Regions from separate parts of the Homo sapiens genome. Here region 2 is linked to region 1. Evidence: read pairs that join two places in POLR2A ChIA-PET (ENCODE). Cell type or tissue: Caco-2. All regions are shown on one strand.

Region 1 (5,000 bases):
ACTACACATAATATGTGGCTGTGATTGCATACATTAAGAGCTATTAATATATAAGGGCTTGTTACTGTTATGATCCCAGAGCCCCCTTTCCCACAGCTCCTCCCTTTCTCTAGTACATTTTTCTTCCACAGTTCCTCTTAACCGCATGTGTCCCTCAAGTTCTATCCTCAGCCTTCTCTCTAGCAATGCCCACTTTGTGGATTCATTATTTCTCCAGGTTCCAAGTATCTTCCCCATACTGGTGACTCTCCAGTCAGTATCTGTGGCCTGGGCCCCTAACATAGACTGCTGTCTCCCTTTTCTGCTCAGGTGTGTCACTGTCGTCTGAAATCAAACATGTCCTCGATGGAACTCAACATCTTCCCCTTTAAGCTGGATCCTCATTCCCTCACCCACTTATGATAGCTTCCAGTCTCCAACTCTCCCTCTCTCCTCCTTTTCCCAATATCCAATTTACTAGCAAACCCTGTTGCTCTTCCATTAACTTTACTCTGATCCACGCCTTCCACTGCATTCCCACCTGCCCCCACCATCCAGGCCATCCTTACCAGCACAAACCATTACCCAGCTTCACAGCAGATGTTCCCTGGATTAAGGGAAGTGCTTCTCCGCTGGGTAGAATTGACGTTCTGAGTGGAAGAGGTTTCAATGTAGGAGAGCAAGAGGCAGCCCTGCTGAGAGGCTAGACTCCTGTACGGTGCAGTCAGCACTACAGGCTGTTAGCACTGAGAGCCAGCTGGACACCCTGCGCCCCGGTCCTGAGATTAGGACACACACTCATGCACACACTCTCTCACAAACACACTCATGCGCACGCACACACACATTCATGCATGCACACACAAACTCATGCATGCTCACACACACTCATGCACACACGTGCACACTCACACGCACACTCACCCACTCGTGCACACACACTCATGCACACACACTCACACATGCACATTAATGAACACTCACATGCACGCGCACACACATCCACTCTCATGCACACACACACACGCACGCGCACACACACATGCACATTCATAAACACACACTCTCACACACATACACTCACACACACTCACATGTCCAGGTGGCCTCTGTTTGGGGATGGGGGCATCATTAGCCCAGCTGAAGATCACAGAGCCTCTTCCAAATCGAACCCATCCCAGACAAAGCTTCTCAAACACAGATGGCTCAAGCTTCCTCCACGCTCTCTCCCTTCCTACCTGCCTCCTTCATCACCTCTTCTTCTCAAGGTGGCCATAACCTTCCCGCCCTCAATTCTCTACTTCCATTCTTACCCTCTCCCTCCACCCTCAATTCTCCACTTCCTCTCTTACCCCTGCCCCAGGCCTCCAGGTGCTTCTGCTCCTTTGGCTCCTTGTTGCCTGACAGGCCTCCCAGCACTTGCTATTTGTACCCTATTCATCCTCCCAGCCTGGTTTGTCCTTTCCCTGACTGCACCGTCAAACTCCCAGGCCTACTCTAAACACCTTAGAATCAGTTCCACCGGGTCTGTCTCTTTGTTACTCTCTCTGATTCTAGTGTATCATCTTGGCAGCTGAACTGGACATTCAGTTTGTTGAGGACAGAGGCCATCCCAGGCTTTCACTTCCAGGGCCTGGCACAGGGAAAGGTAGCAGCCTCCTAGGTGATGCCACTTGGTAGATTTCAAAGTTCCTGATCAAAACCTGGCCTCTTAGTCCCTGCCCACTGCCAGCCTGGGATGAATTCCTGCAGAAAGATTTTAACAACCAGAACAGAATTGTAGCCAGGGAAAACTTCAGCCTCTCAACAGCTTTTTCACTGGGCATCAAAAATAAAAAAGGGTTGGTCCCAGCAGGTGACAAGCTCATCACTGGAGAGAGATGACCTGTCTGTGCCAAGCACTGATTCATTAGCACAATAGAGGTTGATGTTGAAGCTGGCCTGTGTGTGTTTCTTCCTCTCCATAAGCCCTGCCATTGACTCACACTCATCATCAACACAACACGACAGCGAAGCTAAGCAGCATAGCTGGTGTCTTTACCTTCTTCTGCTTGGTGCAGGTCACTGCTGTCTTTTAAGTCTTCATCCACCCAGGGGCGAGCTTCGGCCCTGGTTCTAGGCTCCCCCTTCTTTTTCTCCATGCTTCTGTCGGCATTTTTAAAGATCCACACAACCAAAATGCAGAGAATGGCTACCAAGATGGGAGTCAGGAAATACATGGTCTGGAGTCTGACGTCACAGGCGTGCACACTTCCCACACCGGTTTTTAAACACACAGAGACAGGAGTGGAGAATGCCGGGAGATAGAAGGAATGCAGACACAGGTGTGCCAGGGAAGGAACAAAGTGCAGAACTCTTCAACTCTGTGAGGACTTTGCAAAGGAGCAAAGATCACAGTCACATGTGTGGGGTGTTGTGGCTTTGGTTATACACCAGTCCATTAACTTTTTAAAAGTATGTACTCTGTCGATATATTCTTAGACAACAATTGCCAGAATCTGAGTAAGAACTTGCATGTGCTAGATCTAGCTAGATCACCTGAAGAACTTGTTTTTGTTTTTGTTTTTTTTAAATAGATTTCCACACACCAACTCAGATCTGCTGGAAGAAAATGTTCAGGAAAGAGGTTTGGCACCATGCATTTTAAATGGCATATTTGTGAAAACAGCCCTAGGGTTTTGATTTTTTTTTTATGATACCTGAGCCAATATATGGAGTAAAGAGAATATCATGTTTTGCATCAGAGAAAAACTTTGATCCAGGAAAAGTGACACAAAAAATTAAAGTGACAACTTGATTATGTAATTACTTCAGTAGGGCTTTTTATGTGTTAGTTTGTCTGTCTGTTTTAGAAAGTGCCTTAGTCAGTTATGGCTGAAATAACAAAAATACTATGGACCGGGTGGCTTAAACAATATAAATTTATTTCTCAGCCAGGTATGGTGGCTCATGCCTATAATCCCGGCACTTTGGGAGGCTGAGAGGGGCAGATCACTTGAGGTCAGGAGTTCGAGACCAGCCTGGCCAACATGATGAAACCCCATCTCTACTAAAAATACAAAAATTAGTTGGGCCTGGTGGTACATGCCTGCAAACACAGCTACTCAGGAGGCTGAGGCAGGAAAATAGCTCCACCCAGGAGGTGGAGGTTGCAGTGAGCCGAAATTGTGCCATTGCACTCCAGCCTGGGCGACAAGAGTGAAAGTTCCTCTAAAAAAAAAAAAAGAAAGAAAGAAGAAGAAGAAGAAAAAGAAAAGAAAAGAAAGAAAGAAAGAAAGAAAGAAAGAAAGAAAGAAAGAAAGAAAGAAAGAAATTTATTTATCATTTATTTATCATAGTTCTGGAGGTTGAGAAGTCCATAATTAAGGTGCTGGCAAATCAGCTCCTGGTGAGGGCTCCCCTCCTGGTTTGCCAACAGGTGCCTTCTTGCTGTAACCTCACACAGTGGATGGTGGAAACAGATCATCTCTATCATCTTTTTTCTTATAAGGCCACTAATCTCATTAATGAGGGCTCCACTCTCATCACCTGTTCACCTCCCAAAGGCCCAACCTCCAAATACCATTGTACTGGGGCTTAGGGCTCCAACACATGAATTTTGCCAAGACATATTCAGTCTTTAGCATCAAGGTGCAAACGTATGTATAACATGATGCCATTTGAATAAAACAGAGTGGAAAATATGATACATTTATACAAACTTATATATGTATTTCCTGGAAAAGCATACTCTAAGGAGCGGTTATATCAGGAATTCTCTTTATTAATTTTGCAATTTCTTGTGAGTCTATATTATTTCAAAATAAACAGTGAAAAAAACAGTGGTTACTTGTTTTGGAGGGAGTGTGGAAACTGGATAGATGGGGGACAAGGGTGAGAGAATTTCTACTGAATACTATTCCATAATTTAAGTATTTTGAGCTGTTGTAAATATATTATCTATTTAAAAAATTGAATATGTGTTATTTATTTCAATACTCATTTTGATGGTTTTATTGTATCATATATTGTAATACTCCTTTTTGTGATAGACAGTTGTTTTTTAAGATGTATATCATATTGGTTCTCTAACTCCAGAGAACTCTGTAGAAGATAATAAACAAAGTTTATTATGGAAGCACTGGCCTCCACAGACCATTGAATTTGGTGGTGCTGCCTGCCATGCCGACAGCTTTTGTACAGGAAAGTGCCCTCCCTGTGCCTGCTGAAAGGGTGTCAGAGGGGACATGTCCAGTCCATGTGATCCAACCCCACGCAGGCAGCTGAAAATGGCAGAGCCTGTGTTGGGGCCCAGCTTCTCTTTACATCCCACTAAAAACACAGAATAAAGAAACCACTCCATAGCAAGAGAAGAGCAAGACAAATGTGCAGAGAGAAGCAAGGCCTGCAAGGCAGCAATGCCTCACAGCTCAGGGGAAGGACAAGGTGAGGGCCATGGGTGGCAACTGCCTCTGCTCCTAGGAGGTCCCAGGCCTGCCTCGGTTTCAGCCCATGTGTCTCCTTACCTTCGAAGAATCAGAAAGATCCTCGGTGCCTGTAACTACAAAAGCACAATTCATATCAGTGTCAGGAACAGGATTAAGCCCAGGAAAAATGGGGTGGTGGGAATTGGTTTTAGTGCACTAGTGGGTGAAGTCTGGGAGGCACCCCCATCTCAGAAGGGAATGCTAACAGCTGTGGCATGCAGCAGCTGGCTGGCTAATTGAGTATTGCCTGAGTCTCTTGGGTTTCAGACCATGTGCCCAGCAGAATGAGTCTGTAGGGGATTCTGAAGCCACTGAGAGCCCCGGAGGAGCTGAAACATAAGGACAACCATGCCAGAAGGCAGCTTTCCATCATGTTTGGTGACTTGCAATGGGAAAGAAAAGATTCTTGCTCTGAATTGCTTGGTTCAAGATAGAGAAGAAAAGCAAAATGACCATGCATTCCTTCATTCATTCATTCACTCATTCATTCAAAATATATTTTTTGGGATCCATGCAAAAGGCATTGCATTTGGGGCCAGAAATAGAACGGAGGGC
Region 2 (5,000 bases), 290 kb after region 1:
GGCCACCCAGGAGACAGAGCAAAACTCTGTCTCAAAAATAAAATAAAATAAAATAATTATCAGGCAGGGATTTAAAAATAACTATGCTTACTATGTTTCAATAACTTTAAAAAAATGAAAAAACAACAGAAAAAAATTCATTACTTCAAATGTAAGATACATGGGCTATCGAATAATCTATAAGTATAAAACTAAATAACTGGAATGAAGAACTCAACAGATGGCTTTAATAGCAAATTAGACAGAGCTGAAAAGAGAAGTGTAAACTGGAAGGCAGGTCAAGAGAAACCATTTGGAATGCAGTACAGGAAGACCGAAGGGTAGAAAAATTTAGAAGAGACAGTAAAATTCAGAAGCCACAGCTGCTGTGGCAGACACTATGGAATGGTTCACCCCACATTTAATTGGAATCCTAAAAGCACAGGTAAAAGACAACACAGAAGGCATATTTTGAGAGACAATGGCTGCAAATTTTAAAAACTGGCTAGGAGGCTGTTATCAAATTGTCTTTCCTATTGATTGTATTTTATCAACAGTTGCTTTTAAATTTTTCTCTTTTAAGTTGTTCTCTTCAAAGATATTCTTCTTGAAGACGACCTTTAAGATATTCTGCAATTTCATCACAATGCACCTAGGAGTGAATTTATTTTTATTTATTCTAATTGAGATTTGTTATGTTTCCTAAAATTGAGAATCTATGTCTTTCATAAAATCTGAAAAGTTCTTAGCCATTAGCTCTTTGAAAATTTCCTCTCCCTCATTTTCTGCTCTCCTTTTGGAAGTCCAGTTAGAGGCAGGTTGGCCTTTTTCATTGTACATCCATATCTTTACACTTCTCTCTTGCAGTTTCAGCATGAAACTCTCTCTCTACCAAATTTTGAATGATTTCTTCAGATCCATCCAGTTCAGTGACTTCATCCTCTATTTAATATGCTGCTTCATCAGTGTGTTGAGTTTCAAATTTTAATTAACATATTTTTCATTGCTGTAAGTGCTGCTTGGTTTTTTCTATTTTAGATACAACTAGTCTTTTTTGACAATGTCTCAATATTTGCAGTGTGTTTTATTATGTCTTTAATGATTTAAGGATACATATTTTACTATTTTCTTTGTAGTTCTAATATCTGTAGTTCTTCAGGGCCGAACCTACTCTGTGGGATTGGCTCACTCACTTACTGTGGTTTGACTCGACACATTCTGTAGGTTTCTGAGCTTTTTGTGGCATGGCTTTCTTACTGCAGGAAACCTCTGTTGCCTACGTGAGGTTGTGTTCTGCAGAGATATTATGTTTGATTCTGTTCAATGCCTGTGGATCTCCACAAGCCAGGGATCATTTTTGTTAATTTTTTGGCTTGCACATTCCCGGATCAGTCAGGTAGAAAACATTCTAACCCTTAGGAAAGCTGCAGTGATGAATCCTCGGGGCAGAGTGCTTTACTGGATTTTACATGCACAGTGCTGCTCTCGCTGGTCATCATTGGTGCTGCTGTGGCTCTTTGTTAGTTTCTTGGGTGGAAGAGGCACCTCAGCAAAAAAGCTTTGAAAACAAGATTTGAAATAACTTTATTTTGAGCAAAAGCTTTTCCTGGTTTTCTTGCTCTGTTGTTGCTATGGCACGTGGTGCCTGCCAGTTACAGCTAAACAGTCAGTTTTGCCGTTTCTAGGCAGAAAAATGCTCAAATCCCAAGTAAATGTCCAGGCATCCCAGGAGGTGACTCTGGTAATGTGTATTTTCATTACTCATTTCCACTCTTAAAGGTACAATTCTCCTGACGTTTTAACATTTTCTAGGGTGCCATCCTGTATGTTAAATCCAAAACTGATGATTTCTTCTCAAAGGCAGTGTTACCATAATTGACACAGTTTAGATATATTATAAAAAGTATTGAAATCTATTCAACATTGTTCATTAAGCTTCTGTTAGGGTCATAAAATATCCTGTCACGTCTGATTAACTCAACTAAGTTCAGTTTTTAAACGACACTGCTGTTCTACAATGTGCTATTTGTTGTTAAAGCCTAGAATTTATAAGTGTTTCCAGTAACTGAAAGAGATTGGGTATTTTACTAAGATATCTATTACAATTATCATAAATTTAAGACTGTGGGCCGATTTTATGAAATCTATAAAATATAGAAATGATAGGAAGTAAAAATGAATTTAATAGAGTTCTAGCATTCATTTTGTCTAAAAGCCAATGTCCAGTGAAAACATTGTTGTTTTTCTCTCCTGCAAACCTGAAGCAAGCACTGCTAGAAATGTGATTTTCTACAGAATTGGCATGTTAGTAAGATGATTCATGACTGAAGTAATATCATTCATCTGTTTAATGTTTATAGCTTGGGAACATGCCTTATCATATGGCCAAATGCCTACATGTTTCAATATACTCCCAAAGATAAGAGACTTTAAGCTCCTATGTTCACAAAGGAGTATTGTCTGTAAATTACATCTCAATAAATTTAATATTTATAAAAGATAGAAGGAGAGAAGACTAGCAGTAGTCGAATAAGAGAAAACCAATAAACTTGTCCAATCTACAAGTGCTTCTATGAAAAGGTAGGTTAAACTAGAAACCATTCTCCACCTCTTTGAGACTGTGACTAACAGCCTGGAACGGTACAAATCCACTGGATGAAGACAGGAAAGAATCTCAGGCTTCTGGCTCCCTCCCCCATATTACCCCAGAGAAACAATGGAAGAAAGAAGGAAACATTTGGCTCTCAGACTACACAACAGCAACCCTGGTTGCAAGATAACAATGGAGTATTCTTTCTAAAATATGAAGGAAAAGAACTTCAGCCTAGAATTTTATATCCAGTCAAATTCTCATTTAAACAGGAAGATATCTTTTCTGTTGCAGCTATAACAAATTGCCACATACTTATCTGCTTAAATCTGTACATCTTTATTATTTCACAGTCCTCTAGGTTGCAAGTCTGAGATGGCTTGATTTGTTTCTCTGCTCCCAGTTCCTCAAGGTCAAGGTCAAGGTGTCCACCCGCTGGGCTCTGATTGGGAGGTTCTAGGAAGTATCTGCTTCCAAGTGCACTCAGGTTGCTGGCAGAATCCAGTCCTTGGACCTGTGGGACTGAGGTCTCAGCTTCCCTGCAGGCTGTCAGCTGCAGCCCTTCCCTAACTCCCAGAGGCCCCTCTCCAGTCTTGCTCATGGCCCCCACATCTCAGAGCCAGCAACAGTGCATGGAATCCTTCTCATGCTTAGAATCTCTCTGACATTAGACGCATATTTCTTGGCTCCAGCCTGAGAAAATTCTCTGCTTTTTAGAGCTCATGTAATGGCACTGGGCCCACTCAGAGAATCCAGTAAAATCTCTCTATTTTAAGGTCAACTGATGAGTAGCTTTAATTATGACTGTGCAGAGCCTAGACTAGAGGTACCTAGACTCTCAGTGCCCAGACTAGTGGTACCTAGACTCACAGTACCTAGACTAGCGGTGCCTAGACGAGGAGCAGCTGGTTTCTCTAGGCCCTCACCCCTTATTATCTCCATCCCCTTCTTCCTTGTCCCCTTTCCTTTCCCATTTCCATTCCCACTTTCATATGCATTCCTTCTTTGCTTAAAATACTGGATTTTCCTGCCGCTGGTATGCACCAGGCTCAAACAAACAGGCTAAGACAGCCGTTAGTTGTCCTATCATCAGTGTTTTCTAGAACATATTGTTCTAGAAAGGTACAGGAAACTTGAAGGGACAGCTGCCGAATCCTGCCCACCACAGTGTATTAGAAATATTCAAAACGTAGAAAACTTGAAGGATATTTGCCTCCTAAAGATCCAAGTTGGAAATAGTTTAGAGGAAGTTACCTCAATAGCGAGAGAAACACAGGAGATACGACAAGAGAACCGAGGAGGACAAGTGACTAAGGAATCTATTCCAGATTACTGTTATTTCACAACAAGGGGAAATGTGAAGTTAGGATCACAGAAACAAAGAAGTGTAGCTAAGAATAACCGAGAATTACAGCTAGGAAAGATATCAGGAAAATGGGGCTGGAGGTGGCACACGAAAGGGATAGGAAAACATGCTGAGACTTCTAAAATTAGGAATAAAACAAAACCAATAATACCAATAAATGTGACACATATTGGTATGAGTCATAGGTTAAGGGCAGCCACCCTGAGAAGAAAACTAGAATGTATAACTTTTAAACCAACAGAAAAAAAACCCTCAGTATACTAAATAGAACACAGTTACGGAGGGGAAATGCCAGCAATAAAAAACACAATAAATACATGTGCACCAGGCACAGTGGCTCACGCCTGTAATCCCTGCACTTTGGGAGGCCAAGGCAGGAGGATCGCTTGAGCTCAGGAGTTCAAGACCAGCCTGGGCAATATAGGCAGACCCCATCTCTACAGACAAATATAGAAAATTAGCCCAGTGGGTGGCGCATGCTTGTAGTCCTGGCTACTCGGAGGCTGAGGCAGTAAGATGGCCTGAGCCCAGGAGTTAGAGGCTGCAGTGAGCTATGACCACGCGGCTGCACTCCAACCTGGGCAACAGAGGAAGACCCCATATCTTAAAAAAAATAAATAGATAGGCTGGGCACGGTGGCTCATGCCTGTAATCCCAGCACTATGGGAGGCAGAGGTGGGTGGATCACAAGGTCAGGAGATTGAGACCATCCTGGCTAACAAGGTGAAACCTCGTCTCTACTAAAAATACAAAAAAAAAAAAAAAAAAAAAAAAAAAAACTAGCTGGGCGTGGTGGCGGGCGCCTATAGTCCCAGTTACTCGGGAGGCTGAAGCAGGAGAACGGTATGAACCCAGGAGGAGGAGCTTGCATCAAGCCGAGACCGTGCCACTGCACTACAGCCTGGGCGACAGAGAAAAAATAAATAAATAAAAATAAATAAATAATAAATAAAAAAGATGGCAGAGCTAAATCCTAAACAGTAGTAATTACAATAAAAGTGAACTACTAAACTTATCACATAAATCACTGAAACTCCCAGGTTGGATTTTAAAATATCAAATAAT

What was found. ChIA-PET counts read pairs that join two places held together with the same protein. Peaks named below come from ENCODE experiments on the same cell type or tissue, not always from the same donor. Only the 100,000 strongest peaks of a DNase experiment are listed, where the experiment ranks them.
Region 2: POLR2A ChIA-PET joins it to region 1 with 8 read pairs; 2 of 35 experiments call an interaction of 5 or more read pairs at or near these places.

What each region holds. Positions count from the first base shown.
Region 1 is chr6:150,366,230-150,371,229 of GRCh38, reverse strand. IYD (iodotyrosine deiodinase) reads right to left here and starts at 2,218. Exons shown (of 5, transcript NM_203395.3): 1 at 2,021-2,218. The coding sequence starts at 2,198. In Caco-2, no CTCF peak of the experiment used is centred here; a DNase peak (open chromatin) is centred at 2,269; H3K4me3 peaks cover 320 bases.
Region 2 is chr6:150,072,889-150,077,888 of GRCh38, reverse strand. No RefSeq gene overlaps it. Among named protein-coding and RNA genes, the nearest start is that of ULBP3, 6.3 kb to the right of the region's middle. In Caco-2, no CTCF peak of the experiment used is centred here; no DNase peak of the experiment used is centred here.